2 separate regions of the Mus musculus genome follow, and region 1 is linked to region 2. A link is a loop called in an ENCODE intact Hi-C map of the cell type or tissue named here. Cell type or tissue: left cerebral cortex. All regions are shown on one strand. Each heading gives the region's core, and the rest is flanking DNA. Links, peaks and the distances in the headings are about the cores only. Region 1 has its middle 19 kb from the start of Bhlhe23. Region 2 holds the start of Rbbp8nl (RBBP8 N-terminal like).

Evidence for each region. Peaks named below come from ENCODE experiments on the same cell type or tissue, not always from the same donor. Only the 100,000 strongest peaks of a DNase experiment are listed, where the experiment ranks them.
Region 1: a loop joins it to region 2, with 2.4 times the contacts of the local background. A loop is called at or near these places in 2 of 42 quality-filtered maps.

Annotation. Positions count from the first base shown.
Region 1 is chr2:180,749,918-180,765,352 of GRCm38, forward strand. No RefSeq gene overlaps it. Among named protein-coding and RNA genes, the nearest start is that of Bhlhe23, 19 kb to the right of the region's middle. In left cerebral cortex, for the core only: no CTCF peak of the experiment used is centred there; DNase peaks (open chromatin) are centred at 8,628 and 9,146.
Region 2 is chr2:180,277,751-180,293,185 of GRCm38, forward strand. It overlaps Rbbp8nl (RBBP8 N-terminal like), which reads right to left and starts at 12,129. Exons shown (of 13, transcript NM_173031.3): 1 at 12,027-12,129; 2 at 7,037-7,171; 3 at 5,557-5,599; 4 at 4,721-4,816; 5 at 4,343-4,455; 6 at 3,906-3,978; 7 at 3,624-3,766; 8 at 3,437-3,519; 9 at 3,073-3,236; 10 at 1,352-2,063; 11 at 846-972; 12 at 444-514; 13 at 1-351. The coding sequence starts at 7,097. The coding sequence ends at 193. It overlaps Gm29943 (a long non-coding RNA gene), which reads left to right and starts at 12,945. Exons shown (of 3, transcript XR_867153.1): 1 at 12,945-13,037. In left cerebral cortex, for the core only: no CTCF peak of the experiment used is centred there; no DNase peak of the experiment used is centred there.

The DNA of each region.
Region 1 (15,435 bases), core at 4,527-12,526, 470 kb after region 2:
GAGTGTGCATAGGAGAGTGTGCATGGGAGAGTATTATAAAAGAGTGCACATAGGAGAGTGTGCATGGGAGAGTGTGCATAGGAGAGAGTGCATAGGAGAGAGTGCATGGGAGAGTGTGCATGGGAGAGTGTGCATGGGAGAGTGTGCATGGGAGAGTGTGCATGGGAGAGTATTATAAAAGAGTGTGCATAAGAGAGTGAGCATGGGAGAGAGTGCATGGGAGAGTGTGCATGGGAGAGTGAGCATAGGAGAGTGAGCATAGGAGAGTGAGCATGGGAGAGTGTGCATGGGAGAGTGTGCATGAGAGAGTGTGCATGGGAGAGTATTATAAAAGAGTGTGCATAAGAGAGTGAGCATGGGAGAGAGTGCATGGGAGAGTGTGCATGGGAGAGTGAGCATAGGAGAGTGAGCATAGGAGAGTGAGCATGGGAGAGTGTGCATGGGAGAGTGTGCATGAGAGAGTGTGCATGGGAGAGTGTGCATAGGAGAGTGTGCATGGGAGAGTGTGCATGGAAGAGTGTGCATGGGAGAGTGTGCATGGGAAAGTGTGCATGAGAGAGTGTGCATGGGAGAGTGTGCATGGGAGAGTGTGCATGAGAGAGTGTGCATGGGAGAGTGTGCATGAGAGAGTGTGCATGGGAGAGTGTGCATGGGAGAATGTGCATAGGAGAGTGTGCATGGGAGAGTGTGCATGGAAGAGTGTGCATGGGAGAGTGTGCATGGGAAAGTGTGCATGAGAGAGTGTGCATGGGAGAGTGTGCATGGGAGAGTGTGCATGGGAGAGTGTGCATGGGAGAGTGTGCATGAGAGAGTGTGCATGGGAGAGTGTGCATGGGAAAGTGTGCATGAGAGAGTGTGCATGGGAGAGTGTGCATGGGAAAGTGTGCATGAGAGAGTGTGCATGGGAGAGTGTGCATGGGAGAGTGTGCATGAGAGAGTGTGCATGGGAGAGTGTGCATGAGAGAGTGTGCATGGGAGAGTGTGCATGGGAGAATGTGCATGGGAGAGTGTGCATAGGAGAGTGTGCATAGGGGAGTGAGCATAGGGGAGTGTGCATGAGAGAGTATTATAAAAGAGTGTGCATGGGAGAGTGTGCATAGGAGAGTGTGCATAGGGGAGTGAGCATAGGGGAGTGTGCATGGGAGAGTATTATAAAAGAGTGTGCATGGGAGAGTGTGCATAGGAGAGTGTGCATAGGAGAGAGTGCATGGGAGAGAGTGCATGGGAGAGTGTGTATGGGAGAGTGTGCATGGGAGAGAGTGCATGGGAGAGTGAACATAAGAGAGTGTGCATGGGAGAGTGAGCATAGGAGAGTGTGCGTGGGATAAAGAACATAGGAGAGTGTGATCTTAGAAGAGTATGAATAGGAGAGTTTGTGTAGGACACTGTGAATATATGGCTGGACTTTTTACTCCCCTTGTGGTTTCAGAAGATAGACCATGGCTTCTGCAGCTTCCCTGTCCTGCATGTTTCTGGGATTCTCAGCGTTGGGATCCAGCTGTGAGGAGACTCTTATGACCTCTTCCAGAGACCACCTGGAAAAGCTGGCTCAGGCCTGAGCTTCTGACTGAGAGAACACAAGTATATGGTTGTTGGTGTTTTTTCTTTTTTTAAACATAATTTTAAAACATAATTTAGAATGGAAATGCATGTGTGTTAAGCTGCTACAAAACTTGTTATGTTAAAAATTATGTTAAAAACATAAAACATTCAAAATTATGTTTTCTTTTTTTTTTTAAAGATTTATTTATTTATTATATATGTAAGTACACTGTAGCTATCTTCAGACACACCAGAAGAGGGAGTCAGATCTCGTTACGGATGGTTGTGAGCCACCATGTGGTTGCTGGGATTTGAACTCAGGACCTTCGGAAGAGCAGTCGGGTGCTCTTACCTGCTGAGCCATCTCTCCAGCCCTCAAAATTATGTTTTCAACATAGTTTTTAAAATGGTTAAAACACTTTTTTGAGACAGGGTTTCACTGTCCTGGACCTCTGTAGAGCTCTGTCTGCCTTTGCCTCCTGAGTGCTGGGATTAAAGGCATGCACCACTACTGCCTGGCTGATTTAAATATATGTGTGTGTGTGTGTGTGTGTGTGTGTGTGTGTGTGTGTGTGTGTGTGTGGTGTGTGTGTGTGTGTGTGTGTGTGTGGTGTGTGTGATGTGGTGTGTAGTGTGTGTGTATGTGTGTGTGTGTGTGTGTGTGTGTGTGGTGTATGTGTGTGTGGTGTGTGTGTATGTGTGTGTGGTGTGTGTGTGGTGTGTGTGTGGTGTGTGTGTGTGTGTGTGTGTGTGTGGTGTGTGTGTGTGGTGTGTGGTGTGTGTGTGGTGTATGTGTGTGTGTGATGTGATGTTTACTTATTTTTAATGTATGTGAGTGAGTTTGTGAAGCACATGCACACAATCCCCATGGAGGCCAGAGAGGGTTGCAGATCATCTGGGACTAGAGTTGCAGATGGCTGTGAGCAGCCCGTGTGGAATTGAGAACTGAACCCTTCTTCTCTGGAAGACAGCAAGTGCCCTTAGCCATTGAGGAGACTCTCTAGCCCAAGGAATTTGGTGGGTTTTTTTTTCTTTCTTGTTTTTGTTTTTGTTCTTTGAGAGGTCTTTCTATATAGTCTTGGTTGTCCTAGAACTCACTATGTAGACCAGACTGGCCTTGAACTCCGTGACCTGCCTCTCTCTGCCTTCTGGATGCTGGGAGTAAAGGCTTGCGCCATCATACTCAGCCTTTTAGTTGGGGGTGGGGGGGCGTTGTTTCTTAAGTAGTCACTGCCACTATAGATTGGGAGGGGGAGCTCACAGGAAAGGAAGGGCCAGGACCAGCATCCTGGTACCAGACCCAGTGCTGGGTTCAGATGCAAGATCACAGGCTACAAAAAGTAAGGAGAATGCAGGATTAGGTAAGGTGCTGGAAAGAGGGTGTCTGAGCTGTGACAGTGACAAGCTGAGGAAGAAGGACAGGAGACTGCTCTACAGGGGTGAGCATTTCCAGGGGACCCTGGTGGCCAGAGAGCTCAGCATTGCTTGAGCCTCCAGTTCGGTCCAGTGGCTAACATCCAGAGCTCCTGTGCTCTGTGGCTTAGCTTTCTCACAGTTGTAGCTTGGAAGGAATTTAGCCAACACTCATAGTTTACCTTATCTTAAAGCTGTGCTCCATCTTAGCAGAGTAGGCAGCCAGATCTCATAACTACTTCAGGAAAAAGGCTTCAGCTGAGAGAGGCTGTGTCAAGGTCATGCTGGTAGAGACACCACTAAGCATGCAAGATATTTGACATAAATTATAACCTGTCCAATAAAACTGTTTAATTCATTTAACATTCATTACCATCCTCCAAACCCATGAGTGGCTCCCATGTTCCCACCTTCTTTGGGCCAGGTGCAGGATGGAAACATATCCTAACATTTCCCTGGGCTCATGGAGAACAACAAGACTGAATCCGGCCCTGCATAGGGTCACAGGGAACCTTGTGTCAACTGTAGAGCTAGCAGCACTGGTCATACAGACCCGCCTACACCCCAGTTCTGGCTGTACACAGAAGGGGAACCCTAGGATTTTCCAGTCTTCTGTTCACCTGATCTAAGAGCCATGTGCCTATTCCATAAAGAGAATTAAAACCTTCCTTTTGGGCACTCCCAACAGGTAGCACTCTCGGTCTCTGGACCTGACGTCAGTCAGGGTTTTTGTAACCAGCAAGCCAACCTTCCAAGTCTTTGAGACTAGAGCCTAGGCTGCCGTTATCACTCAGATGACCTAGCACAGGTCTGACTCCCTCTTCCTGAACTAATCTCAGTCATTCCAGCCGAGCCAATGTGGGAACTTAGGGATAAACCCCCAAAACTCTTGTGTCTCCGGTTGTCTGGGTCAGGTGGGATGTATTGTTTTTGTACTCTGTCAGGACAGAGCTTGGTGATGGCTCTGGAGAAGGGACCACCTCTATGGGATTCTGAGAGGGCTGTGATCTCTTTTGCAAACCATTAGCTTCCTTCTGCCTGGTATTCTATGGGGCTTCCAGCATTTCCCCCTTATCATGTTTAATTGGCTAAAGGAGCTATCACCAGGATTCACTTCTAAATGACAAACACATAACATGCTTTGGCTATTGGGTTTGGATCAGAGTTGACTGTCCATCTCATCCACCCCTTCAGAGTCCACACTCTCCAGCCTGATACTCTGTTTGGTCTTAACTCTAATTCTTATCTTGCAGTTCCTTCATCTGTCTGTCTTTAGTGGACAGCAACTGACCCTTCAGCCAAGGCAGCCAAGAACAAGCAAAGTCTTGGTTGTCTTTGGGGTTCTGTCCCTCTGACCAGCAGCAGTCAGGGATGTAGCATCCCCCGACCCCACTCATGTCCATTGAGCTTTGCTCTAATGAAGGCTCTCGGCCCTCAAATCCAATGTTCTGTCCATACTGAGTAGATTGCAGGCAGCGAGCTCCTTGGGCCAGTCTCTTAGCCCATTTGTTCTTGGGAGACAGATGGACACTTGCATCAATCTTCCAGCAAAGGGGACCCTCTCCCTCCTTAATTAGCTCCTCTGCTCATCCACCCGACCTTACCCTGGGCCTGTCTGTCATGAGGAATCTTTGGAATTGATCTTAATTGACAGCTTCTTGCACTCTTACAGAGATAGAGGAGCTGCAGCTGCCTCCCGGTGGATGGAGAACTGGCCTGGTCATGTTGTGAGGACAGGACCACTGGGGACAGCCTTTGCCCAACCCTGGGGGATTAGATGTTTTCTAGAGCTGACCATTGGATTCTTCCTCTGTGGCAGGGACAGTACTCTGAGTATGTCCATAATCATTGTATCTGTGGTCCTGCCCACAGTAGTGGCTCCAGGAGGCAATGGCTATACTTCCATGTCCGTACCACATGTGTGGTCCACTAGTTCTTACCCCAGGAGGCTCTGGATTCCTCTCATAGCCTTGTCTTGCTATTCACAAATCCTTGCGTCTTCATCTCACAAAGGCAGGGTCGGCGAATGTTTGCTTGCGGGCAGAATTCAAAGGGGTTTGAAGAATAAATGTTTTCCTAAGTTTTAGCTGACATTTAATTTTAATGACTTTCTAAACAAAGTAACTATGGGTTGAATGCCTTTTCATGGTTTGCTGATGTCTGACAGGTGTTTTGCCCATGTGGGAAGCAGCTGTGGAAAGCATTTTCCTAATAGCTCATAAATAACAAGCACTTAGCATCTCTCTTTGTAGGTGGCGCTGCCAATGGCCAATTTGTTCCTCAGAAGTGCCCACGTTGGCCTGTCAATCAGTTTTTGCCGTAGGCACTTTTTGGTGATTAGAAGCCCCTTGGAGAGTGAGGACTCCAAATTAGTTTTAAATAAAAAATAAGAATATTCATGTTGCTGAACATCTAAAGGCAAGGCAACAGCAGAATTGGACCAGTGGCTCTGGTCCCAATGCTATGGGGGAGAGGCTGTGGGCCCAGACCCACTGGGGTCCCCAGGGACCAGATGTAGGCAGGTGACACAAAGAGCCATCAAAGTGGGGGTGACAGGCTCAGGACTCTCTCAAATGGAAGGAACATCATGGATAGTACATCACTGTTTCCAAACACGGCAGCCACAGGAGAGGGCACCGCTGTGTCTCAGGACAGGACATAATTGGCAGGCTCTAGGCAGGAGTGTTTCATGTTACTGAGCTTTTGCTGGGACATGAAAGCTCATTTGAGGAGCAGGGAGGGAGCAGCCCCATCTCCTTGAAAGAAGAACAAATGTTCCTTTTGAAGAAGTTGCACTGAGCAGGACCAGCTCCTGCAGCAGGATGGACACTGTCTGTTCAGAACCCAATTCCTAATGGGGAGAATAAGGCTCAGAGGAGGTGGGCCCCTGGCCGAGTCTGCAGCTTCTGAGATGCAAACAAGGGCTGAGGTCCAAGTTTGAGTCCAGACTCCCAGCAGGACTACAGCAAGCCACCTCAGAGGGGAGTGGGAGGATCAGTAACCCTGGAGCTCCAGAGAGGACCCAGAGAGAGAAGCCTAGATCAGTGTAAGCCAGTCCCGAGAAACCAGCTCAGGAGTTGTTGGGTCCAAGGAAGCTAAGGGCTGCAGTTTCAGGGTCCAGATGCCAGCCCAGGTTGTTTGACCCTGCCTGCGTTTGTCCCTTTGGCAGCTGAGAGCAGTGAGTGACCAGCATGGCTCCCAGCGGCGCCTGGTGCTGTCCGAGGTGCTGAGCCTGTACCATGCCCAGCTTAGGGAGACAGGAATTCCTATGCAGCGACGAATGGTGGCTGCCTACACTTAAAGCCAGAACAGAGACTGGTGGCTCAGACCCATTCTCAATGAATAGCTTGTGATGTGATCAGGCCTCGTGACACACTGTGAAGCCCAGTGGTAGCCTCTAAAGGTGACCAAGGAGAGCTTGTGAGAGCTGGCACCTTCCCGCCTGTCAGCTCCGAGCAACAAGGGATCAGCCCTGAAGCTGCCACCCCCTGGCCTCCTTGTGACCCTGAGCTGGTTTCTCAGGATGGGCTCATGCTGACCCAGTCTTCTCTTTCTCTGGGACTATTCTGGAGCTGCAGAGATACTGACCCTCTCGCTGCCCTTGGAGGTGGCTTGCTGTAGTCCTGTTGGAGCTTTGGACTCAAACTTGGACCTCAGTCTTTGTTTGCATATTAGAAGCTGCAACTTGGCCAGGATCCCATTTCCTCTTCCTCTGAGCCTTAGCTGGCCCATCAGAAATTGGTCTTTGACAGGCAAATGCTCTTCAGGAAGTGGGTAGGTTGAGGCAGGCAGGTGTAAGCGAGTTAGTAAGCAGACAAAAGGGTATGTGAATTTGCAGCAGGCATCTGTTGGCAGGGCTGCCTCCTGGGACATGCTTACAGGCTGTGTTTCTGGTGATGCCAGCTGCCTCAGTTTCCCCTTTTCCTCTATAGCAGTGCACTACTGGGCAAAACCCAGACTTCAATCCATTCCTCACTGTCCCTCCTCTGACCTCCACTCTGGCCTGGCTCCCTCACCTCTTCCAGCTTCCCGAGGCTGCTGAAATGTCTTCCTCTTCCCTCACATGTGGTATTGTGCTGACTCAGCCCCTCTCACACCCTGTTCCGTTGCCTAGGGAACCTCTTGATTCTACTAGGGTTTGGCCAGGGTATGCCCTCTGTGGGACATGGGTCAGTGCAGTGACCTTTGCCCTCTCTGGTAAGTTGCAGCTGCTACAGTCAATATCTTATCATTTCTGTCTTGAAATTGCTTAAGAAGATGAAATGTTTTTGAATTGTTCTGAGACTATAATATAATTGTAATACACACATGTAGGCAAACATGCATATACATAAAATGAAATCCTTTAAAATAATTAGGAAGGGAAGAGAAGGAAGAGGTATTTTTTTGTTTTGTTTTGGTTTTTGGTTTTTGGTTTTTTGAAACAGGGTTTCTCTGTGTAGCCCTGGCTGTCCTGGAACTCACTCTGTAGACCAGGCTGGCCTCAAACTCAGAAATCTGCCTGCTTCTGCCTCCCAAGTGCTGGGATTAAAGGTGTGTGCCACCACGCCTGGCTGAGCACTGGCTATTCTTAACCAAAAGACCCAAGTTCAATTCCCAGCACCCACATGGCAGCTTGCAACTGTCTGTAACTCCAGTTCCAGGGGATCTGACACCCTCACACGAACATACATGTAGGCAAAATACCAATGCACATAAAGTGAAAATATATAATTAAAGAAAATAAACACATGTGCCACCATGTCCAGATAGTTTTTTTTTTTAAGATTTATTTATTATATGTAAGTACACTGTAGCTGACTTCAGACACTCCAGAAGAGGGTGTCAGATCTCATTACGGATGGTTGTGAGCTACCATGTGGTTGCTGGGATTTGAACTCCAGATCTTCGGAAGAGCAGTCGGGTGCTCTTACCCACTGAGCCATCTCACCAGCCCTGTTTTTGTCTTTTTATTTGTATGTGTGGCATGTGTGTGTGTGTGGTGTGTGGTCTGTATGTGTGTGGTGTGTATGTGTAGTGTGTGTGTGTGGTATGTGTGTGTAGTCTGTATGTGTGTTTGGTGTCGTCTGTGTGTATGTGGTATATGTGTGTGATCTGTGTGTTGTGTGTGTAGTCTGTGTGTGTATGTTGGTGTGGTGTGTGGTCTGTGTGTGTGTGGTATGTGTGTGGGGCATGTGTGGCATGTGTGTATGTGTGTGTTTTACATGATAAAGTGTGTGGTTAAGCCTCATTTCAGCTGCACTGAATGAATTATAATCGTGCAACTGGCACCCCGTTACTAGATTTTTTTTCACCTTTCCCAAAATATCCACTACTCAATACCAATCACTCCCATCTCCTCTTTACCACCCTGGCAGTCCCTGGTGGCCTTTGGTGGCCATTCTTGGCCCCTGTGGGCTCACCCATTCTCTGAACTTCATAGAAACAAACAGCTAAGAACATTATTAGCCTTTGTGTCTGGCTTCTCCTCCCAGCACATCTCAGGGCTGTTCTCTGCTCTAGTAAGCCGGTGCTATCAGCTTTCCATGGCTGCGTAGTCCACTGTGGCTTGTCCCTGAAGGGCATTAGCTGGTGTGCATCTGAGTTAGCTGTTCCTGTGGGAGCTGGTGACTGGCTAAGCACACTGAGGGATGAGGCTGTGTGTGCCCAGCATTTGTCTCAGCCTCTTTCTAGCTGTGATTCCCAAGCTCACAGATTCTTCCAAGATCTTTGGCTATATGCTGAATTAGAAGGAAGTCACAGAAGACCATCCATCCTGCTCTAAGATGCAACAGATCTTGATAGACAGATAAGAACAGGTTCCTACCAGTCCAGGGCTTAGCTATCATAGTGGATCCTATGCAGTCTGGGGACCCCAGTTGCTAGGGAATACTTTTTTTTTCTTGGTGTGAATGTCTCTATGGCAGTAGGAGTTTCCAGCTAGGTCCCTGCTACACCACTAAATATTTTAGCAAAGGAACATTTTTTTAACCGAGTGGCCAGATGTCCAAGTTGACAAAGTGCTTAAGGCGTTTGCCTGATAAAAAGCCCGATCCCCTGCTAGACGGAGATTGAAAACTTGCCCGAGGCGAGTGTGTGATATTAAAAACATCCCTGGCTCCTTTGTGCAGTCTCTGTGCATGGAGGTTTGAAGTGGGCATCCATCTGTCGCCGCAGCGTGGCCTGACACTCAACAAAGCCCGATCGATCTTGGAGCAGGGCGCGCTGCAGCAGTAGGACCATGAGGCCAGGAGCCGCCTCCACACCGAGAGAGCATCATCAATATGTATGAGCTAGGCTGTGGCTGGTGAGGCTGAGATGGGCTTATGAAGGGGACATAGACTGGTCTGTGGAACACAACCAAGCCTCTCCCAGCTTTGTCTCCCAGCTCTGTTAGGTGGAGATACTCACCTCTTGGAAAACTATCTCTGGCATCTAGGAACCATCAGAGAACAGGAAGGATCCAATGGAGATTACAGTTTTCTTCTAGGAAGAGGTGAACATGGGTCCAGGGCCTGGTCGAAGTCAGATGTCTATCCAGACAATGAGGGAGGGGGAAGAGAGAAGGCCCTGGGAGGGGCTAGGGTAGCTGAGGTTCCCAGAAAGAGTCAGGGACAGCCCACACCAGGACAAAGAGCGGAGAGTGTCTGTGGAGATCAGTGGAGCACCTGACCCAGCTATGGTTTAGTGTCCAGGGAATTGACTTTTAAACGACTGTATACATGTGGCTACATGGAGGTCCCCAGCACTGATGGATCAGGACACACAGTATTATTGACATGGAAACATCCTATGATGTTTCTATCCTAACAAACAGTATAGTTTTGTTTGCAATCATTAGCACCGTGCCATTACGATGCTAGTGACCATTTGTGTGCTTTCTATGGGCAGCCTGTTATTTCACTCGGCTCTGACAGACCCTCAAGATGAGGACAGAATCTTCTGCCTTTTGGTTATTGCATAGACTGGACAGGAAATGGACTCTGCCTCCGAATCTCTGGCTCTGCTGTCCCTGCCTGGGAAAAGGTGGCTAGTTTTGCTTCCTTCTTGGTCACTGCACAGACTCAGTGGACACATTTAGCTCTGGAGGAGTCTGGTGACCAAACAAGGATCCAGTGTGAATTCCAGAGCCTGGCTAACAGGGCAGGCTCAATCTGGTTGCTCAGCCTGCACGTGCCCTGAACCGTAAGATCTCCTCCACTTGGCTCATTTTGATGTGAATGAATATATCCTTCCCTGACTTCTGAGCGTGAAGGCTGATAGATTCCTGGACTTAAAGGGAGGGAGCAGTCACTCAGGTGAGGTGTGTAAGCACAAGTGAAGTGACATGTAAGGCAGACCCTGATTGGGAAACAGGCTTAGCTGAGGGTCCTTAGTTTCCTTTCGGTTGCCGTGATACAGCTCTGACCAGAAGCAACTTGGGAGGAAAGGTTTTATTTGGCTTAAGTTTCCAGTTTACAATCCATTACTGAGGGAAGTCAGGTGGGAACTCAAGCAGGAACCTGGTACAGAAATCGTTTCTGCTTTGCTCTCAGGCCTACTCGCCTCAGGGTTATAGTGTCTAGCTTTCTTCTTTATCTTTAGATTTATGTGTATAAGTGTTTGGCCTTGTATGCAATGCCACATGTGTTCCTGTGCCTGCAGGGTCCTGAAGAGCATATCAGAGTCCCTGAAACTGGAGTTATAGCCACCATGTGGGTACTAGAAAACAAAACCCGGGTCCTCTGGATGACAGGCAAAGGCTCTTAAATACTGAGCCATCTCTCCAGACTGTTTGTTAGCTTTCTTATATAGACCAGAAATATCTGCCTAGGGATGGTACTTCCCACAGTGGGCTGAGGCCTTATGCATCAATTCATAATTAAGACAATCCCTCCCAGACATGGCCATTGATGACCCTAATAAATACAATTATTCAAATAGACTCCTTTCATGAGGTGACTCTAGGCTGTATCAAGTTGACAGTTAATGCTACTGGTGAAAATGTGCAGATAAGACAGTCAGATGAGGCATACAGATGAACTAGTTACTGTTTGCCCTGCAGGGGACTCACCACCAGGCCAGATTACAGGTTCTCAAAGACACAGGGCTGGAGAGATGGCTCAGTGGTTAAGAGTACTGGCTTCTCTTCCAGAGGTCCTGAGTTCAATTCCCAGCAATCACATGGTGGCTCACAGACATCTGTAATGGGACCTGATTCCCTCTTCTGGGTGTGTGTGAAGACAGATCACTCATATACATAAACATATATAAATATTAAAAGAATAACTCATCAATCTCAGTATCACTTGGACCAGCCCTGTCAAAGCCCTCTTGTTCATTCTTTCCCAGAAAGGTAGTGCTGCCCATGTCTCCAAAGTTCCCTTCACGGTGTACCTCTGGTGACCATACAGAATCTATGTGAGAGGTGAACATCCAACCTACATCCAGCTTTTTGATGGGCTTTGTCTACCTTGAAAATACTTCTGAGCCTGAAAAATTGCAAATAAGCAGGAAGCTGGCCAATCAGGCTGGTTGGAAACAAGGATTTAGGGCTGCAGATCTGCTAAGGGCATCATGATTGATGGAGAATCTGCAGGGCAGGTCTCAAGGATGCATGTGGGGAGATAATCGGAGACAAGGGATGCTAGAAGGGGAGAAGATGGGAAGCATGCAGTGGGAAGGGGAGCAGGTGGGAAGGGAGCAGGCAAGAAGAGGAACATGTGAGAATGGGAGCAGGTGAGAAAGGGAGCGAGTGGGAAGGGTCCAGGTGGGAAGGATGCAGTAGGAAGGGTAACAGGTGAGAAAGGTGCAGTTGGGAAGGGTGCAAGTGGAAAGTGGAGCAGGTGAGAAGGGGAGCAGATGGGAAAGATGCAGGTGAAAAGGGGAACAGGTGAGAAAGGTGCAGGTGAAAAGGGGAACAGGTGAGAAAGGTGCAGGTGAAAAGGGGAGCAGGTGGAAAGGGAGCAGGTGGGAAGGGGAGCAAGTGGGAAGGGAGCAGGTGGGACGAGGAACAGGTGAGAAGGGGAGCAGGTGGGAAAGGTCCAGGTGGGAAGAGGAGCAGGTGGGAAAGGTCCAGGTAGGAAGGATGCAAGTGGTAAGGGGAAGGCTAGCAGATGGAAAGGAGAACAGGTGGTAAGGAGAACAGGTGGTAAGGGTGCAGGTGGTAAGGAGAACAGGTGGTAAGGGTGCAGGTGGGAAGGAGAGCAGGTGGGAAGGGTGCAGGTGGGAAGGAGAGCAGGTGGGAAGGAGAGCAGGTGGGAAGGAGAGCTGGTGGGAAGGTGCTACTCCCTTTCCTTTCACCTCTTTCCTATACTATTTATTCCTGTATGCTTCCTTCTCTCCTCTCTTCTCTCCCCTCTTTCCCTTCCTTTCCTCTGTTCTCTCCTTTCCATTGGAGCAGGCAAGCACTGTATCCTCTGGCTATTGAGGGTTGAGACCACCCTCCTGACTACTGGCATTCAATCTGTATAGAAAGCCTGGCTACTTTCTTAGGGTGGCTCCCTATGTGCGTGCAACCTCTGGTAACCTTCCATGCTGTGAGGCCAGGATGTCTCAAAGTGAGTGCCTAGGGAAACCAGGGCACAGGGAAGTTTGCAAGGAATCTCTTTCTAGAAACCCTCCAAGGTGCCACCACAATCCTGACTGGACTAGGAAGGCCATTTGTCTTCTGTGGGTGAGGTTGGGTTAGGGAGATCTTGGTTCATGTTCTTGTCCCTGGAGGCAGTAACTGAGAGATCTGAGACGAATCCTCTTGCCTCTTCCCCTGTGAGGTGAGAGTAACAAGATATGACTATATGATTCTTGTCTCATGGATGCTTGTATTTCCAGAGCATGTGCCATGCGCAACCATAGCACTGAGCCCACATGGCCTTAAGATATCTCCATAGTTAGCTCCTGAGCAGAAAGCAGAGAGACTGCTGGGCTGGCAAGTGTCTCTGTGGTCAGTTCCTGGATCAGGTAGTCTCTGTAATGTAATGTGTGCAATGTAAGCTGTGTGACCTTTTGCCCTCACATGTAGGGATAAGGTTAGGGACACACAGCTGGCCAGCTGTAAGCCTCCAATTCCTCTAGCAGAATAAAGTCAGAGGAAAGACTTAATGTGCCCAAAGGAGGAAATTTAAACTGGTACCCAGTGTGAGCCTGAGGCATAGCTGAATGACTAATTCTACACAGAACAGAAGGATCTTCCTGAGGCTGCTGGTGGAGGCCCTGGAGCTCCACAACTAAGTATCACACACTGCAACTAAGTATCGCATACTGATTGGCTGGGAACAAAATTGATTCTCTTACCCTCAGAGGCAGAAACCTGAGTCACTGGGGGCAGATCATCCCTCAGTGCTCTTCTGCTGCTGCTGGCAGTGGTTGTCAATCCTCCTGCCTGTCTCTTTCTCTCTTTCTCTCTGCTCTATCTGTAAGTCATTGTTCCCAAGTGGTTCTGTCCCTGAACTCCTGCTGTGGCTCTCACAAGGATGCATGGAACAGGGTAGTAGGGGATACTGCCTCCTCTCCAGATCTGCAGCTTTATAGCATTTCATCAGACAGGTTATAGTCACAGATTCCGGAAGCAGGGTGGTAGTCTTTTCTGGATGATGCAGTCCCATGTATGAAGACTAGTCTAAAGTGCAGTGAAACCAAGAGAGGGAAGCTGGTCCAGGGTTGTGCAGGGATGTGTGTATGGGCCTGCTGGGGACTCACTGAATGTCCCTCTTCCTGGGTGGCAGTAGGGCCAGTGGGTCCCATGTTTGGACAAGAGGAGTATGAATATGAGGCAAAGCAATAGGGTTTATTCACTGGAATGTGCTGGTTTCTCTTAAACCCACTTCAGTCTCACACAGCCTCAGCTTCATTACTGGCTGGGAGAGCTGCATGTACCACTTTGATAAATTTTTTATTTTTCACCTATAGTTTTCTGGGAATTTATGTAAAACACCCTACCAGAGTCACTTAGCGAACATCAACAAAGTTATTGCTCATGGTGGCTAAGGTCATATCATACCAGGACCATATATGCACATTTTGGGGATCATCACTTAGCCCATAACAGTATCTACAATGGTAGAGGAAAATTTAGAGATTAGAGGCATGTGGGGAAGAGGGCCTCTCCCTTGTCCTATTAACTATTCTAGAGCACCTTCCCTAGAGGCCCATGGTGGCCCGTTCACATGTCCTTCCAGAGATTTTTATGTCTGGGGTACTGCCCCTTCCTTCAAAGTGGAAAACAAGCTAGCATTGTGACATAGGCCTTTAGTCCTAGCACCCAGGAAGCAGAGGTGGATCTCTGCAAATACAATACTAGCCTACCTAGTGAGTTCCAAGCCAGCCAAGGTTACAAAGTGGGACCCTGCCTCAAACAATGAAAACAATCCAAAATGGAGACCATACATGCTGCAAACAATACTTCTGCGTATGTGTTCACTCAGGTCCTAGAACTGTCAGCACCAGAAAGACAAGGTGGGTGGCTGATATTAATGGCTTGCTGCATAGTGCCCTCTCAGTGAGTGGTCACGTCATTTCCTTTAGTGGTTGACTGAACGGAACTTACTGGCATCCAGTCACCTGTGCTGCTTGGGCCTCATGCTGGGGTCTGACAGTGCAGAGGGCAGAGCTACCTATTGTCAGTCTGTGTTAGCTCTCCACCCCAAGACTAGATGGGTTCATCCTTCTGAGAAGAACAAGGGTAACAGCAGTAGACATGTTTGCTACCACTTCCCAAGTGGTATTAGTGTCCAGAGAACCATGTGTAAGGCATTTGTTTGTGCATGTGCATGTGTGAGCACACGTGTGTAAATGTGTGGGTGAGCATGCATTCGTACGTGCAAGTGTAGGTATGTACCTGTGTAGACTTGTGTGGACTGCATGTGGAGATAGATGAACATTTGTGTATGCATGTGTATACAAGGGCAAATGTGTGTGTGTGTGTGTGTGTGTGTGTGTGTGTGTGTGTGGGCAAGCACCACACATGGCTATGGCTTTTGGGTCCTGGCTACTTGAGAAGAAGGAAGAAGATAGTAAGCTGAATGTAAGCCAGTTTGGGATACAAGGGCTTCACCAGGCATAGGTGGCTTGTGACTGTGTGACCTAAGCATTGTCCAGGTCCTGGTGGCTGTAAAGGGACCTGAGCATGGCTCAAGACTCTGCTGTCACCACCCTAAAATCCTTAATGATTTTAGAATGAGAGCCCCCACTTCATTTTGTGATTGGACTGCAAACCTCCAGCCCCGTTCCCAGCAGCACAGGGAGCAGGGTTGCCTATCATCTTTCAGAGGAAGAGAGAGCAGAGCGTTTTCTCTGGGGGCCCTGCCATGTGAGTTCTCATTTAATATGTGTAATGTGCAGAGAAGCAGGTCAGCATTTCAGATCAGCGCCCAGCACGTAACGAGGGCAGCTGCTTCTGTCCATCTGGAGCCTGCCTGGCCGGGTATTCCCATTCCAGGCTCAGTCACAGGTCTTGCCCACCGACGTCTGCTGGTCTCTTCTTAATGAGCGATTTTGGATTAAAGTGGGAGTCGGCAGCAAGGG
Region 2 (15,435 bases), core at 3,981-11,980:
GCACTCTTAACTCTTAAGTTTATGGAACTCTGGTGTTGGTCTTCTTGAGGGAAGGAAGCTAAGGCCCAGGATTACCTCAAGGAGGTCATTTGGCCAGGATTCACAGAGGCCTTTCCTGAAGAGGCTCGGGGCTTCTATCAGGCTCCAACTGGAACCCAGATGCTATTCTCCAGGTGTCTAGAGACACACCCATCACATTCCAGGCCCCGCTTTCCCCTCCCGGAGGTAGGTACCTTTGTCCTGCAGGTCTGAGGCCCGCTTCCTCTTCTGTTGCTGACTCTGTTGGTGGTCTTCAGCATGCCCCACCCCTGGCATGCTTGGCTCTGCACTTGCCTCAGAAATCAGGCCCGCCTGGGCAGAAGGAGACACGCTCAGGGCAAAGGACACCCTCTCCTGCCTGGGCATCCGCCAGGACTAACTTGAATGAGTGACTGAGGACCCACCTTGGTGTCTGATGTGTCTGACTCCTCCAGTTGCTCCAGGGCTAGCCTTTGTGCTCTGACCTTCTTTGGCTCTAAAAGACACGAATGAGGTCAGCCAGACTGGCAGTCTTGGGCATGCAGTCCCAGGACAAGAAAGAATAATGACTCTTCAGATGAGGACATAGAGGGGCTGCCCCCGGGGATCTTGCCGGAGTTCTGAACCTAGGTTCACTTGCTAGGTAGCTCCCTGCTTGGCTTTTTCAGCCCTGTGAGTTGGAGCCTTCCCTTAGAACAACGTCTTCTGGACCTCACAGCCTCTATCCACAGTGGGGGAGACCCTGCTGGAGGCCTGCAGGCTGCCATTCACATCCCTTCCCACTGCACATCACTTCTGACTGGAAGTGCTCTGAGTGCTAACATTACCTGTGGTCCCACCAGTGTCAGGCCTCTGCAGGTGAGGTCCTGGCTGTGGCCTTCCTCCAGCCTCCTCTGCAGTCCTTCCAGGAGAGGTCAGGCCCATACAGACTCCTGGGAGAGGGTGTGAGGTATCCTGGGAGAGGCAAATTAATGGTTTGAGTCTGTCTGTCTGTCTCTGTGTCTGTCTCTCTTTCTCTATTTTGTCTGTCTTTCTCTGTCTCTCTTTCTCTATTTTGTCTGTCTGTCTCTGTCTCTCTTTGTCTCTGTCTTTCTCTGTCTCTCTTTTGTTTCTCTGTGTCTGTCTGTCGTCTGTCTCTCTTCTCTCTCTGTGTATAGCTCAATCTTCAGACTATCGTAGGTGTTCAGTCCTTTCCATTCGAGTGTGAACAAGACAGGCTACTCTTTGGTATTAGCTGGTGGGGCAGAGAGAAGAAGGCAGCCCAAGGAGGTGCAATACTACCTACCCTGCAGTGGAGCTGCATAGAGGCTGAGGACAGAGCTGGGATCCTTACCTTGGGAGTAGAGTATTCTTCAGACTCCTGAGCTCTGGTCTCTGTGCTGACATTACTGAGAGTATGGGAGCTGGGAACCAGGGGTCTGGACAAGGTGGGCAGCTGGGGGCTGGGAGTGTAGACAATTTTAGGGCTGAGTGGCAAAGGTTGGCCAGTTGACTTGGAGATGTCCCGACACCGTCCTCGGTCAGAGAGGTCCAGAGGCTTGTCTGGGGGGCAGTCCTGAGTGGCTACATGTGTCTCCTTCCTCTGGGAGCTACCTTGGCCTGTAGTTTGAGGGTGCCACCCATCAGGCTGGGCCTCTGTACTCAGAGCTGGCTTGGGGGCCTCACTGTCAGAGCCCTCAGAATCCGAGCCCGCTGGTGGGGAAGATGGCATCTCTTCTGGTGCAGATGGGACCTGCAACCTGGCAGTGCTTGCCCGTGCCCGTGCCCGCAGGTGCTGCTGGACCAGAAGCAGGTGTAATGCCCCTTCCAGCCGTGGGTCCTGCATGCCCACCAAGGCACCAGGCTCCTCCCATGCCTCTGCCTCTCTAGCCTTCAGGCCTCGGGGCAGGGGGCTATGGGGAGCCACAGCAGAAGCCAGGGGGCTACTGTGGGGGCTCTGCAGGCGCAGAGACAATTGTCGGTTCAGGAGGCAGAGGCGATCGGTCTGAAGGGAGTGTTTCAGGGTCTCATAGGCTATGGCTGATGGCCTGGAGGCCCGTAAGAAGCTAGGAGGAAGAGAAGAGTGATGTTAGTGATCCTTGGCTAGCAGGGACTGGCTGAGTGAGCTCCCAGAGGGAAGACAAAGGTATGCCACTTCATGGAGCAGAAAGCTGAGGCCCGGGAAGGTCAGGCAAGCCACCTGACATCACATGGCTATGGGAGAGGGAAAGCTCTCAGGCCCCGGCTCTGGATGCCACTGTGTATAGAAAGTTTTGCCAAAGAGGACCCAAGGTGGGGACACTGGATCCTAGGCCTTCTCCTGTGTCTTAGTTAGCTTTAAATGTCATTTGATACAGCCTAACTGCTCCCTCAGAAGACAGTGTCAGTTGAGGGACTGCCCAGATGTGATTGGCCGATGCACGGGAGATTGTCTTGATTATTAATTGAAGTAGGAGAGCCCAGCCCTTGGTGGGTAGGTAGATGCTCTTAGCCTGCATAAGGGAGCTAGGTAGCTAGCATCCTCCTCCATTGTTCCTGCTGTATTTCCTTGGCTGTGAGCAAGTCCCCCCTAGAGGTAAGGCTGCACAGAGTAACAAGCAGGCCTGTCTTTACCTTCCTGCTTGAATTTCTGCCCTGACTTCCTTCCAGGATGAACTTTGACCTGTTAGCTGAACAAACCCTTTCCTCCCTTAAGTTGCTTTTGGTCAGAGGTTTTGTTTACCACAGCAACAGAAAGTGAACTAGAAGATCCTGTGGAGGAGGCACTAGCTCCCTGGAGTGTCTGGTCCTCCTGTCCATCCCTCACAGCCCCACTGGCTCTGCTAGGCAGTGAGACTCGGGCTTTACATAGGGCTTCTGAAGTCCTAGCCAAGGTGTATGCATACCAGTGTCCTGACTCCCTTGTGGCCTAGTCACTCAGGAGCTGTGGACCAACCCAGATGTCTAGAAAAGTCAATCCAGGAAGAGGTGGGGTACCTGGAGGGATGCTGAGTAGCACTTCCCAGGCTGCTGACTGCTCCTCTACTATGGGGTACCAGCAAAGAGTTGTTCCCAGTGGTGGGGGTGACACCTCACCTGTCCACAGGGAGACCATGTTCGTACGTTGGGCTGGGTGGGGTGCTTCTCGTGGATGGCGGGGGTGTCCCATCGGCAGAACCGCTGTCTGGTGGGCAGGCCCTGGAGCCAGGCCGCACCACGGCTACCGTTGAATGCAGCTGGTTGGAGATGCACTGTGGGGTCTGTACAGGATGGGTAGGTCAGCATGGCGGGGCACCTCACCCAGGCCTGCCTTCCCCTACTTCATGGGAAGCTCACTATTCCTGTGTGGCCTGGGGATGTGAAGCTGGTAGTGAGTACCTCTCACACAGTGGGATGATATTGCCAGCCCGCTTGCCTGGAAGGCACGCAGTGTGAGGGAGGTCAGGAGTTACATCCTTACCATGTCTAGAGCCCGTGGCTCTGGCAGGTTGGCAGCTGGGGAGACTCTGGACACTGGGGATGTCTTGTGGCTTGATATTTTATCTATGGGAGGAGGAGTGACAGGGAGCTAGGGGGATGCTGTGGGATCCCCCCTGGGTCTCCATCCACCCCCCCCCCCCGTCTCCTCCTACCCCAACCCTGCATACCTGTGCCCGATTGCTCTTCCTCAGCCTCCTCCGGGGCTCCTGGGGGGTTCTCAGTGGTACCCTTCCAGCTACTGGGGGAGGGGAGCGGCAAGGGTGACGGGGGCTCTGAGGTGCCCTCCCAGGCCTGTGGTGCAGTCTTGTCTCTGGAGAGGAACAGGACCAATGATGGCGATGCAGATGCAATAGCGCCTGCCTGGGGCAGCCAGGCCACTCTGTGGGGCAGGGTTCTAGGAAGACGCAGGCCTGCTGAGCAGGTGTCTGGGCCTGTGCCTCCCCACTCACCCCAGACTCCGAAGCCGCTTCACTTCTTCCTTCAGGATCTTGTTTTCCTCTCTCAGCCCATTCATCTCATTGGCTGCAAAGAGTATTGGCAGTGAGAGTGGTAGTGGAGCAGGGGGGGGGGACAGGGATTCCCGAGGTCTCAGGAAAGCCCTCCTTGTCTTGCTCTAGCCTGGCACATTGCAGGAGGGATAGTGTTAAGTAAGCCCCAGTCTGAGGTTTGCAGAATGGATGAAACCTGTACCCCAGCTTGTGCCTAGAGCTCCCCCCCAGGAAGGTCAGGTTAGTGGGGATACCCCAGCCTAGGAGAAGAGACACAGGCTAACAGGGGCCTCCTCCCATGTGACTGGGAACCAGAGTGTATCACATCTCTTTCTTTCCCAGTGGCTCTATGTGGGCTGGGCTGGCCCTGGGGTTCTTGGACTGTGGGTGTGGCTCACTGAGGATGCAGAGATGCTGCAGGCTCTGCAGGTGTGCATTTTCCAGTTCCAGCTGCTTCTTCCTGGCCAGCTCCTGGGTGACCATGCATCGATCGCACAAGCCAGCCCGCAGCCTAGGGACAAGAGAAGCCATGCTGAGGCAGACACTCTGGATCCTTCAGGCCCCATTGCTAGGATGTGTCCTGCCTTTCCCAACTGTGTTCCATGGAGTCCCAGGCCTGCCTCCTGCTGAGGGCTCAGCAGCCCACTGTAATTGTGTTTGGAAAGGGATCTTGCAAAGGAGGTTGGTTCTCTTAAGGTTCTGCACAGTCCTGCAGTGGAGACTCTGGTTTGGTCTGTGCTGAAGGCGCTCGGTTGACGCTGGGAGAGCTCCCTCACCTGTTCTCCAGCACTCGCAGGTTCTCCTTCAGTGCCTTCTGCTGCTCCCGGAGCTGGTGATTCTTGGCAAAGAGCTCCTCTACTCTCTGTGCATCTCTGTGTGGCAAACGGCTGAGGTGGGTTGCTGGTCGTGGTGCCCAGCGTGGCCTGGGTTTGGTGCTCCTCCTGGGCAGCTCCCTGTGGGGACCTGTCTAGGCTTTTCTTTGTGTTACCTTAGCTATGGCATGTATGAACTTTGGTCTAGTTCAGCTACTCTTAACCTGTGGGTTATGACCCCTTTGGGGTGTTGAATAACCTTTTCACACGGGTCTCCTAAGACCATTGGAAAACACAGGTATTTACATTACAATCCATAACAGTAACAAAATTACAGTTATATGAAGTAGCAACAAAAATAACTTTATGGTTGGGGGTCACCTCAAAATGAGGAATTCTATTAAAGGGTTGCAGCATTTGGAAGGTTGAGAACCACTGGTCTAGTCAGAGATGGTCTAGACACAGGAGAGTGACATACAGGCCAACCACAGCAATTGAGGCCACGTGTTGGACCTCACAAATGCTGTCACTGCTGCTTTAGTCTCCCTTGGTTCCCAAGTGGAGGGCCATGTCAGACCGCTTGAGACTGATGTCTCAATGGTCTGTCACTTGAGTAGTATGTCACCTTGGCCAAGGGACTCGCTGCCCCCTCCCTGCCATGCTAAACCTCAGTTTCCCTTCTTCATTTGGGACACTGGGTGAGCTGCCATCCTGGGACCTCATGGGCAGTGTTGGTGACTATGGCTTGTGGGGATAGCTGCCCTCCCATCTGCTCCTCTGGCTGGGCTGGGCTCACTCACCGGCACCGTTCTGAGTTCAGTTCTAGAAGCTTGTTCTGCAGACCTGGCAGAGAGGACAGAGAAAGTGCAAGTCAGGCCCCGCCCAGCTGCCCCCTCACAGCCGGGGTAGGGCTGAGGCGGGCCATGGAAACTCTTGCCCTGGTTAGCATCTCCAGACCCCTGATATCCGCCTGACTCTTGGAAGCAGACCCTGGGAAAGGTGTGGAGAGGACACCCCATCTACACCTCTGCCCAGATGTCCTGGTTTCCTGAGCTGTGGCCTGGGACTCTAGCTTAGCATCTGATTAGAGGTTGGTTCTAAAAGTGGCTGGCCATCTGGAGGGGCAGAGTATCCAAGAGGGGCTACTTTTTGAGGGGTAGGGAAGGGAAGCTACATACACCCTTAACTTCTCCTGGACCTGTCTATTGGGTGCATAGGATGGGTTGGGTAGATCTGGTACCTGTCTTTTCCTACTTGTTAGGTTCTCTTTAGTCTTCAAATCAACATAATCTCTTGGGGGTGGGGCTAGCCATCTACTCTCTCAGCAGCTGCAAGTTCTTAGCCCCTGGGGTTCAGAAGCCTCTGCCCTTCCCTGAGTTCCTGTGTACCCAGCCAAGTCCATTAGGTATAATGAGGGTTGCCTGCCAGCCCAAACCAATTGCCAAAAAAGGTCCACTCCTCTGTTAGGGAGTGGCCTAGTCTCCTCTTGGTCAGTGCTGACTCCAAGTCTCCCAAGCTCAAATCCTATTAACCCTAGCTTGAATCCCCAAGTGCACCCAGTAGGCATTTTTTTTTTTCTGTTGCTTCTGGAACATTCCCCATAACACTAGCTGTGTGATCTATAGGCTTTCAGAGCAAGTCCCACGAGACCCTTCTCTCATTGACACAGTTCTTTGGGAGCCAGTGAGGCTGACCCCAACCAGGGTAGGTCCAGGGATTCTGAGGAAGACTTCTTCTCTGAGGCTTGGGGGAGTGTCTTGCTTCTTTGACCTTCATGTGGCCCTTTCCAAAGGCCACCAAGGTCTGAACTGTAATCGCAGTGAAGTGGGTCAAGGGAACTCTGACCAGTGAGGAACTTATCAGGGGCTGGAGGGAAGGAGGAGGTCTCTGTTCAGGATCAAAGACACTTTATATGGCCTTAGGACCCTCTAGAGTGAGCGACCTCTCCCTCTGGGTTATGAGCTATTAGGCTAGACCTGCCAGCCTTCTGACAGGACACAGCAGGGACATGCTTGGGGGCTGGATGTAGCTTGTGGTCATGAGGTGTTGCTAGTGACCCCTCAACATGCCCCTCTCCTGATCCACACCATAGGGCATGGTCTAAAGATATTCTGGGTAAGGGGGTCTAGGCTGGGCATCCGAATGCTTTGCAGCTTGTGTTCTCCAGTCAAGGTTCTGTTCTCCAGACAGACTCCCTGTGCTTTAGAGAGGATACTTGGAAGTTCCCTGACAGGCTAAGACCCCCAAGACCACTTTCCTATGAGCACAATGTTCACTCACCCAGGACCTCTTTCTCATGGGCTTCCTTCAGCCTGTTCAGCGACTCCATGAAGCTATCCATGACTCCTTGTACGATGGCCACACTGCACTGGCTGTGAGGAGGCCTGGGACCTCTACTGCCCTTCTGTGTCCAGCCTGCAGAGAGGGGAGTGGGAAGAGGGTTGGTTTAGGTAGGGGCTATAGTCTGGAAGGTATGTAAACTTTACACACGTGGGGCACATCTGCTCCCTGTGAGGGGCTGTTGGGGGGAGAGGCAGAGAGTGAACGGATAAAGGCTGGGGATGAAATGATTAATACTAGAATATGCATGGGGTCAGAGAATTGGGTATAAGCCTTGGCTTCTGGAGGCTGGGCTAGGGGTGGGGAAAAGAGACAGTTGGGGATCCTGAAGTATAATGAATTCCACTTCACACAGTGGCTCCCGTGGCCACAGGAACTCACTGAGCAAAGACAGCTACACCTATGGAACGAGGAGAGAAACCAGGAAGGAGATGAGCTCCCAGACTGGTTTTACAGACTCACCTGGCGTTCAATTGCCCCATAGCTGGCTACAGTGGTAGAGGTGACAGTTGGTGGCTCTGTGTTTGGTGGGTGAGCAATGTGGGAATGAAGAATTGGGAGACTAACCACCCCAAGGCTGAGGGCCCCAGTCTTAGCTTACGGGACTCTAGTTGCCTTTTTCTCTCTTGATTTCAATACAGTTATCACTTTCAACAGAACCATCTAATTCTCAAAACATCTCAAGGGATTTCTCTCCTAGTGGGAGATCTAAGGTTCAAAGAGATTCCATCTCCATCTTTTTCACTGGGGGTCGGGGGAAGTAGATTTGAATTCAGACCTTGCTCATTCACCCGGTGTGAGCCTGGGATGTTTTCCATTGGGCCTGTATGCTCAGCTGTGTAGGCTCTACCTTGCTAAAGGCCCAGAGGGTGAAACCAGCTGGCTGGGACAAACAGGGCTAGGAAGGGGCTGAGCCGAGACACCTGTAATTCCACCCAGACTTGCCCAACGGGTGGCTCTTCCCAGGCTCCTAGCACCTGCTCTATGGACTGAAGCAACTCTTGCAAGGGATCCTGAGGTGCCTGTAGGCTTGGGAGATACCTATTTGGGATCTGGGTCCATATGCTGCCTTCATTGTGCATTGCGGCCCATCTTTAAGCACACGGCTTGGCTGTGACTCTCAAGGTCCCGAGGGCAATCTTGCATTTTCTGCTGTTCACTGGCTTAGTTCCCTCAGATGTAGATGGTGCATGCATCCTACCCAGGGACCCATGGCCACGACAAGACCAAGCAAGATTGTCCTGTTGCATATTGGGTAACAGTGCTGTAAACCGACAGCAGATACATATGACTCAGATGAAGTAGACCCTACCATGCCTGGGTCTAGCTCCCACCAGTCTGGAGTGTTGGGGGTTTAGGCAGCGAAAGGAAATGGAGGCTCTGTGAGTCTAGGCTAGAGATGGTGACCAGCAGCTTGGGAATGAAGGGAACTCTGCAGGTGAGTGTGGGTCCTTTTAGAAGCCAAGGCTGTATTTTGCATCCAGGTGTAAGGAGCTATGAAGGGGACCAAGCCTACAAGAGTAAGTCTTGGTGCCACCTTAAATCCAGAAGGGTGATACCCAGGAGAGTGTGAGGGTTTGGACCTGTGAGGTGATGGGAGTGAGCTGAGACCTCAGGGTCCTCAAGAGGGCAAGGGGACCCCTCACTCTCGACATCCAGGCTGGAAGGTCTGTGAGGCACCGCATTCTCAGGAAGGAGGGGCTGAGGGACAAGGCTGCTGGATCGGCCTCTGCTCCATTTGTTGCTGCTCCTTGGGCAGTTGAGGAGGCAAGTACAAAGTTGGGAGCAGCTGCCACCTACACAGACCTTCAGGCCTACTGTTGCCTCCCTTTGTCTGTGAGGAGTCAAAGCTGCCGAGAGGAAGGAGGCTGGATGTGAGGTATGGCTTCTGTGTGGACAGGTGGAGTGCTCCTCAGACCAACTCAGTGCAGTTCCCGGGAACCAAATAGAGCATGCCCCTGAGTTGAGCGCCTCCCCTGTCAGAGCCTAGGAGAGAGAGCGCAGCAAGGAAGCCTGAGGGACAGCAGAAGCCTTCTGTCACAGTCCTCACAGGGAAGACACACAGTAAGCTCTACCTGCTTCCCAGGAAGCCTACTTGAACCTCAGGTTCCCTCCCGTTCCTGCCCCTCCCAGTCCCTCACTTGCTCCAAGGATCCTTACACATCTCAAGGGCCCCTATTTGCAACTCGGGGTCCCCATCTACCTCCTAGGCCACCCATGTGCTTCGTGAGGCCTCCAGTACTGCAAGGGCCCTTACTTTCCTCTCAGGAGCCCTACCTGAACCTCAGATCCCCCCACACCTGTTCAATGGGGCCCCTATCTGTTCTGTAGAGCTCCCACCTGATTCTCAGGGTCCCCACCTGCTCCTCAGTCTCACCTGCCTCCAAGAGAGCCCACCTGAACCTCAGACCCTTCACCTGCCCCCCACAGCTCCCCTTGAGTGGCCTCTGAGAAGAGGCAGGGATTTTCCAGTCAGTCAGCAGGTCAGCAGGCTGAGGTCCCCGAGGAGAGCTCCTACCTCAGCCCCGAGTGCTGGCCTGGGCTTTGAATAGGCTTCTTGTCCTTCTTAGTCTTGGGTCAGTTGCTTTACCCCCTGAGCCCATGTTTCCTCATCTGGGGGTAATGACGCACCCTGTCCTATACTGAGTTTTCTGTGAGACTGACTCTCACTAGTATTAAATGGTCCAGGCAGAAGGCAGGTGGCACAAACTCTGTGTGTGACAGAGGGAACCCTGAACCTCTTATCTCCCTCACGTATAGACCCCTGGCAGCTAACAGTGCCCTCCCTCATTATGACCAACCGGAATCTCACAAACAAAAAGACCTTTTTTGGGAAGTCAGATCCATTCCCGAGTTTAGAGAAGAGGCCTGTCATCAACAGTGGTCACAAAGTGCTTACTAGTCCATGGGTCTTGGTGACCATTCCCAGGGAAGGTGCCATCCATTCCTTATAGATAAAGACTCATGGTCCCATCTGTGGCTCCCAGTAAGACTAGTGTCATTTGGCCCAGTGGCAAAGCCCAAGTGTTAGGTCAGTGGCCATATCTGGGTGTTGTTCTCTGGGGCAGCTGGAGCCCTGGACTCCTCCTGTTGACTGGCCATGTCACTGGTGGGTAATGGCAGCTGACTTCATTCCCTCTCAGGAGTGCTAAGTCAGAGGAGGCCAATGACAGCCACCCTGTCTGATTGTCCTTAATGCCTAGCCCCCTGTCTTTTATCAGGCCCTCAAGGGACGAGGACTCTCAGCAGACCTGGTTTTGTGTCTTTAAGGATGGTCTGATGGTCTGGTCTATTCATCTAGACCAGATGTGGCCTACGTAGCCACAAAAGTCAGCATTGACCACAGCGGTGGTAACAGCAGCAGTTGCTGTTGCACATTGTACCTCTGTACCTATATTTCACTAGGGATTTTCTGGCTCAGGCAAGCTAACATCGTCCCAGCGTTTAGCCAAGGAAGCCAAGCTGTTACTTGGCCTACCTTGGCAGGGCCAAGCAACACCACCAGAACGTGGTTGGAGCCCATTTGACCTTGGAGGATGTACTGAGCATCTCATGCTATGGAATCAGCCTGCAGGCATGGGGCAGACCAGAGGCAAGAAGGCAGAAGCTGGATTTGAACCAACCAGAGTCTAGCTGGTCCATCTCATCTCATTCTCTGTGTGGGATGCTGCTGTGACGGACAAAGCATCCCACAGTGGTTTCAGACAAGCTACTTGTCTGGTTGTGCCTTGGTTTTCCCATTCATAAATCTGGTAGTGGTGACTGGGGAGGCAGAAGGAGCCTGGTATGTAGCGGGAGCTTCCATGTGTGCTCCAGAGAGGGCTGGGCAGGGAACACAGTGCTTCTAACCCATGTGTTCCCACATCTCATCATGGTCACCCATAGAAGCTCCTATTTGATAGAGACTTGAGATCAGAAATGTTATATATCTACAATCACCAGCTCACACGAGATATGGCCTAGACACAAAAAGACCTCCTAGCAACCGCTTTGGTCAGTCGGGTGGTGGGCTTTATCGAGAGACGCTTTCTTGGTGGCTTTGGATCTCTCTGATACATAGGCCCCGATAGACAGGCAGCCACCACAGACAGAACAACGCTTTCAGTTTGAGAAACCCACATCTGAGTCCATGCCCAAAGTAAACGCCTTTGCACAAGTTCAGCCCATCCCCCCGCCACGCACACCCCTTGCACGGGGTTAAGGATGGCTGTGTACACACAGGCAGGTGGGCACGAACATTTGCACGCCCCATGCTTGTGCGCACACTGCCTACCAGGGCACAAGTAAAAAAATAAGGCAGCTTAGGTAACAGGTCAGGTAACAGAGGGCCCTGCAACCTGACTCCCGCCTTCCAGGCCTGGGGGCGGGGGACGGAATAGGCTAGTGATTGATCTTACTGTCTCCCAATGCCTGCTGAAGTACTTAGAGCCACTGCCTCAATCTTAGGGCCTGACAATGTCCCCAGGCATGCTCTGAGCTATGGGTGGCTGGACCTGGCTTTGTGCTCCTTTCTTTTCCGTGGCTGCAAAGTCTCTGGACCCACAAGGAAGGGGACAGTGAGTGATCCAAGACACAGTGCTGGCCACCAGCCTATTTCTAGGTCCTGGAACCCCTTGCAGAGATGGGGGCCACAGTGTCATACCTGGCTTTGCTTTTGCTGCACCCAAATTGCTGCCCAGGAAATCCTTGAGTCTTCCTCCTCCTTGCTTGGTCCCCAGGACCAGGCATCAGGTAGTCCTCCATACCACACACAGTGAAGGCAGGCCAGCCTGCCTGTCCCTGCCTCCCGCCTCCCAGGCTTTCTGCTTCCTGTCTCCGGCCTCCTGCTATGAAGCCTGAGCTGGGTCTCTAGCCCCCTTGGTGAGCACCCCAACGACTCCAGTCCACCCGGCTCCTGGAAGGGCCCTGTCTGCTGTAATCGTGTACTCACATGGCCACTTGGCCAGCCTTGGACCTCCAGGGGCCTCGGTCCTCAGTGATCCCCACCCGGGAGAGATAGGAGCGAGCAGTATGAACTTGCAAGACAGAATTTTGACCAAACCCGCCTGACAGGTTTCCGATTCTCCCAGCCGGGAGCTGCAAGGAGGCAGGGACTGACTAAAGCCGCCAGACTGGTCTGGCCATCTCTGGGAGAGTGGAAGAACCGGCTGGCCATGTGCATAGAGCTGAATTGTTTCTCCCTAATCCGAGCCGCCTGGGTGCCTCAGCTTGACCATCTCCGCAGCATCCTGTGTGACTCTGGACAGGAGTACTGGCCAGCCCAGAGCACAGGCAGGCTGTGTGGGCCTTTATGAAGGAAGGGGAGATGCTGTTGGCCTTGCCACTCGGGAGTCAGATGTTTAGAGGACCCTTATGCTATCTACATCCAGCTTGCCTTGGGTTGACCTTGAGCAGGTGAAGTTTTCCTGTCTAACCTTTATATTTTTAGTCTGCGGCCAGAATGACATTGGATAGATAGAGTTCAATAGTCCTGACTTTGTGGATTAAACAAACAAAACAAAACAAAACAAAACAAAACAAAACAAAACAAAACAAAACACCCAGGGTGTGAGCCTCTGGAGACTACTATTTAGAGACATCACTGGGTCTGGGGCTCTGCAGTACCCATTGTGGCCTTCCTGAGACAGACAGCTGGCTTCTGCTCATTGGTAGAGGTGGTTAGGGGCTAAGCCTCAGGTTGTGGGTATCACAGTGGATGGGCATCTCTGGATTTCAGGATGACCCTGATGAGTAGAACCATGGCGTGACACATAGGGCAGGGGCTGGCTTGGACAGTGACATTGTGGCTGCACTCCTGCAGGAAACAGAGTCCTCTGAGGCTATGGATGCCCTGCCCCCTTCTCTCTCTCGCTCACGTGCCTTTCAACATCTCTTACTCCAGCTTGCCTGACTCTGCCCAGAAGCAAGCAGGCTCCCTCGCTCACACACGGAGCCACAGAAGGTAGGTAATGAGGGTCTGTAGAGCAACCACGTTGACTAGGAGAGGAGGAAGTCTTGGGTCTTGAAGGATAGAAGACTTCCTGCTGCTGGCAGCTGGCCCTGAGCTTAGGGTGAGAATGGATGGTCTTAGGTAAGGATGACTGTCTAGGCTCCAGGAAGAGGAAGATTTTAGGCTATAGAGCACTAGAGACACATTGCATATTCTTTACCTTCTGTCTGGACCTTTGTGAGAGGTGTCTGCCTGCTCAGCACGTGTGTATCTGTTCGTTGCATGGGCTCCACAGGAGGGAGAGGGCATGTTCCCTGTGGGCTCAGCCTGAGAGAAAGGGGACTTGTGTGCAAGTAGACAGAGGCTTTGCCTGTTTTTGGCTAATGTCTGAAGTGCACCCCCCCCTCCCCCAATATGTTGACTTCTTAACACCGAGGCTGTAGTACTTGGGGACTTGGGTGGCAATCGGGACATAAAGGACAGAGCCCCATGAATAGCACCAGTGCTCTTACAGAGAGCAGAGAGCTCTGCCCCACTTTGCCAGGTGACACAGACAGAAGGTTGTCATCAGATCTGCTTTTGGACTTTCTTCATCCAAGACCACGAGAGGTATACCTTTGTCTTCTGTCGGCCCTAGCCTAAGACATTGTGCAGCAGCCCCTGGCTCAGCCAGGTCTGGTGCACAAGTCTTGGCATTTGAAAGCAGCTGGCTGTAGTTCCTCAGCTCGTGACTGTTCGATAGGTGCTATGTTGTGCTATGTGTATGGACTTTTTCTGATGTGTGTGGCAGGGTCTACAGGCTAGAGGCTTTGTGTATCTGTCTAGGGGACTGTACATACATTCCTGGGGGCTGTGCGTGCATGCCTAGAGGTTGAATGTGCATGTCTAGAGGCTGTGTATGCATGCCTTGGGACTGTGTGTGCGCATGCCTGGGGATGTGTGTACATGCCCTGGTGTGTGTACACAGGTCTGGTGAATTCTCTGTGGGGAGGAAAAGCCACATGCTTCATGCCAGCAGTGTAGGCTTATCTCTCGACCAGAGCTGAAGTTTGGACCCTGCAATTCTGTCCCGTTTCCTTGGTCCCCAGGTCCTGCCCCAGCCAGTTGAATCCTAGCTCTTCTGTGACTTGGGTCACAATCTCTCCGGGCCAGGGACTTGTCTGCACAGTATGCTTTGTAGGCAGCTCAGAAGGAACCCTGAGGTGAGGTTGCAGCTAAAGCTTTTGCCAGGGTCTACCTCAGTAGGCACTCAGCTGTGAGACCCTGCTTGGGGCTTGATGGATAAACAGGGAAGTGGTGTTAACCAGTGTTAACCTGTCAGTAACTTAACAGAGACTGCTTTCTCAGAGGTCAGTTCACACACACTGGCTCTGCAGCCCAGCAGCCAGACTGATGTCCTGGCAGCTGTATTTATTTATAACCAATTGCAACTGGGCTGGCCAGGGAATAAACAACGGAGCCAAGCTCTGAAATGGAAAACTCCTCGCTGATCCAGAGGCTGGGTTCTGATGTCCATGCCTCTGCTCCACGTGAGATGGCGCAGACTAGGTGGTAGAGAACAGGATTTCCTCAGACAAGCAGCCCAGGAACTGGCTTCTTGGGTGATGGGACTGTCAGGTTCTTGGTTGTGGTTGTGGGTGGACTCATCTGGGCATATTCATCCTGTAATTAAACACTATTGGCTTAGTTTAATACAACTGGACTTTAATGGCTGAATTTTCTTTTTCTTTTCTTTTTTTTTTTTTTTTTTTAATTGTGTTGGGGGTAGAACCCAGGGCCTTATACATGCTGGTCTGTGGTTCTGCATCCTCTGTTTTCTTCCTCTCAGCATGTCCAAATGCAGCACACTGGGCTGGAAGGATGAAGTGGAGTCTGGGCCAGGCAGGATCCTGGTCTGGCTGGGAGTGAGGTGGTGGGTCAGATGGAGGGGTGTGTGTGTGTGTGGGATGGGGGATAGGGGTGGTAGGGGTAGAGGGTGGGAAGTAGGGGGTGGGAGTAGGGGGTGGTGTGGTGGGGGGGTAGGGGGTAGTAGGTGGGGGTAGAGGGTGGGGAGGGGAGAAGGCCTTTTCCTGGGATCTTTCAGGCAAAGGCCTTCTCTGAGATTTTCAATGAAACGGCTCTCTGAGACGACCTTAGCTTGTGCGTATTTCTTTATTGGGGTGGGCATGTACCCATACACTTTATTTGGGGTGAGACAAGGGTTATATAGTTTTGGGAAAGGGGGTGAGGGTGTGGTCAAAGGTCATTGAGTGAAGACTAAGGCACTGAGTTGCCTCATTAGCATGGGGAGGCATTTCAGGAATCCCAGGTGGAGGACTGCACCACATTCCTCAGGTGGTGTCCCGGATCCTCCAGAGAAGTGGAAGCCCGGAGGACAAAGGGAGTCCGAGCTCAGGGCTGTCCGTAATGT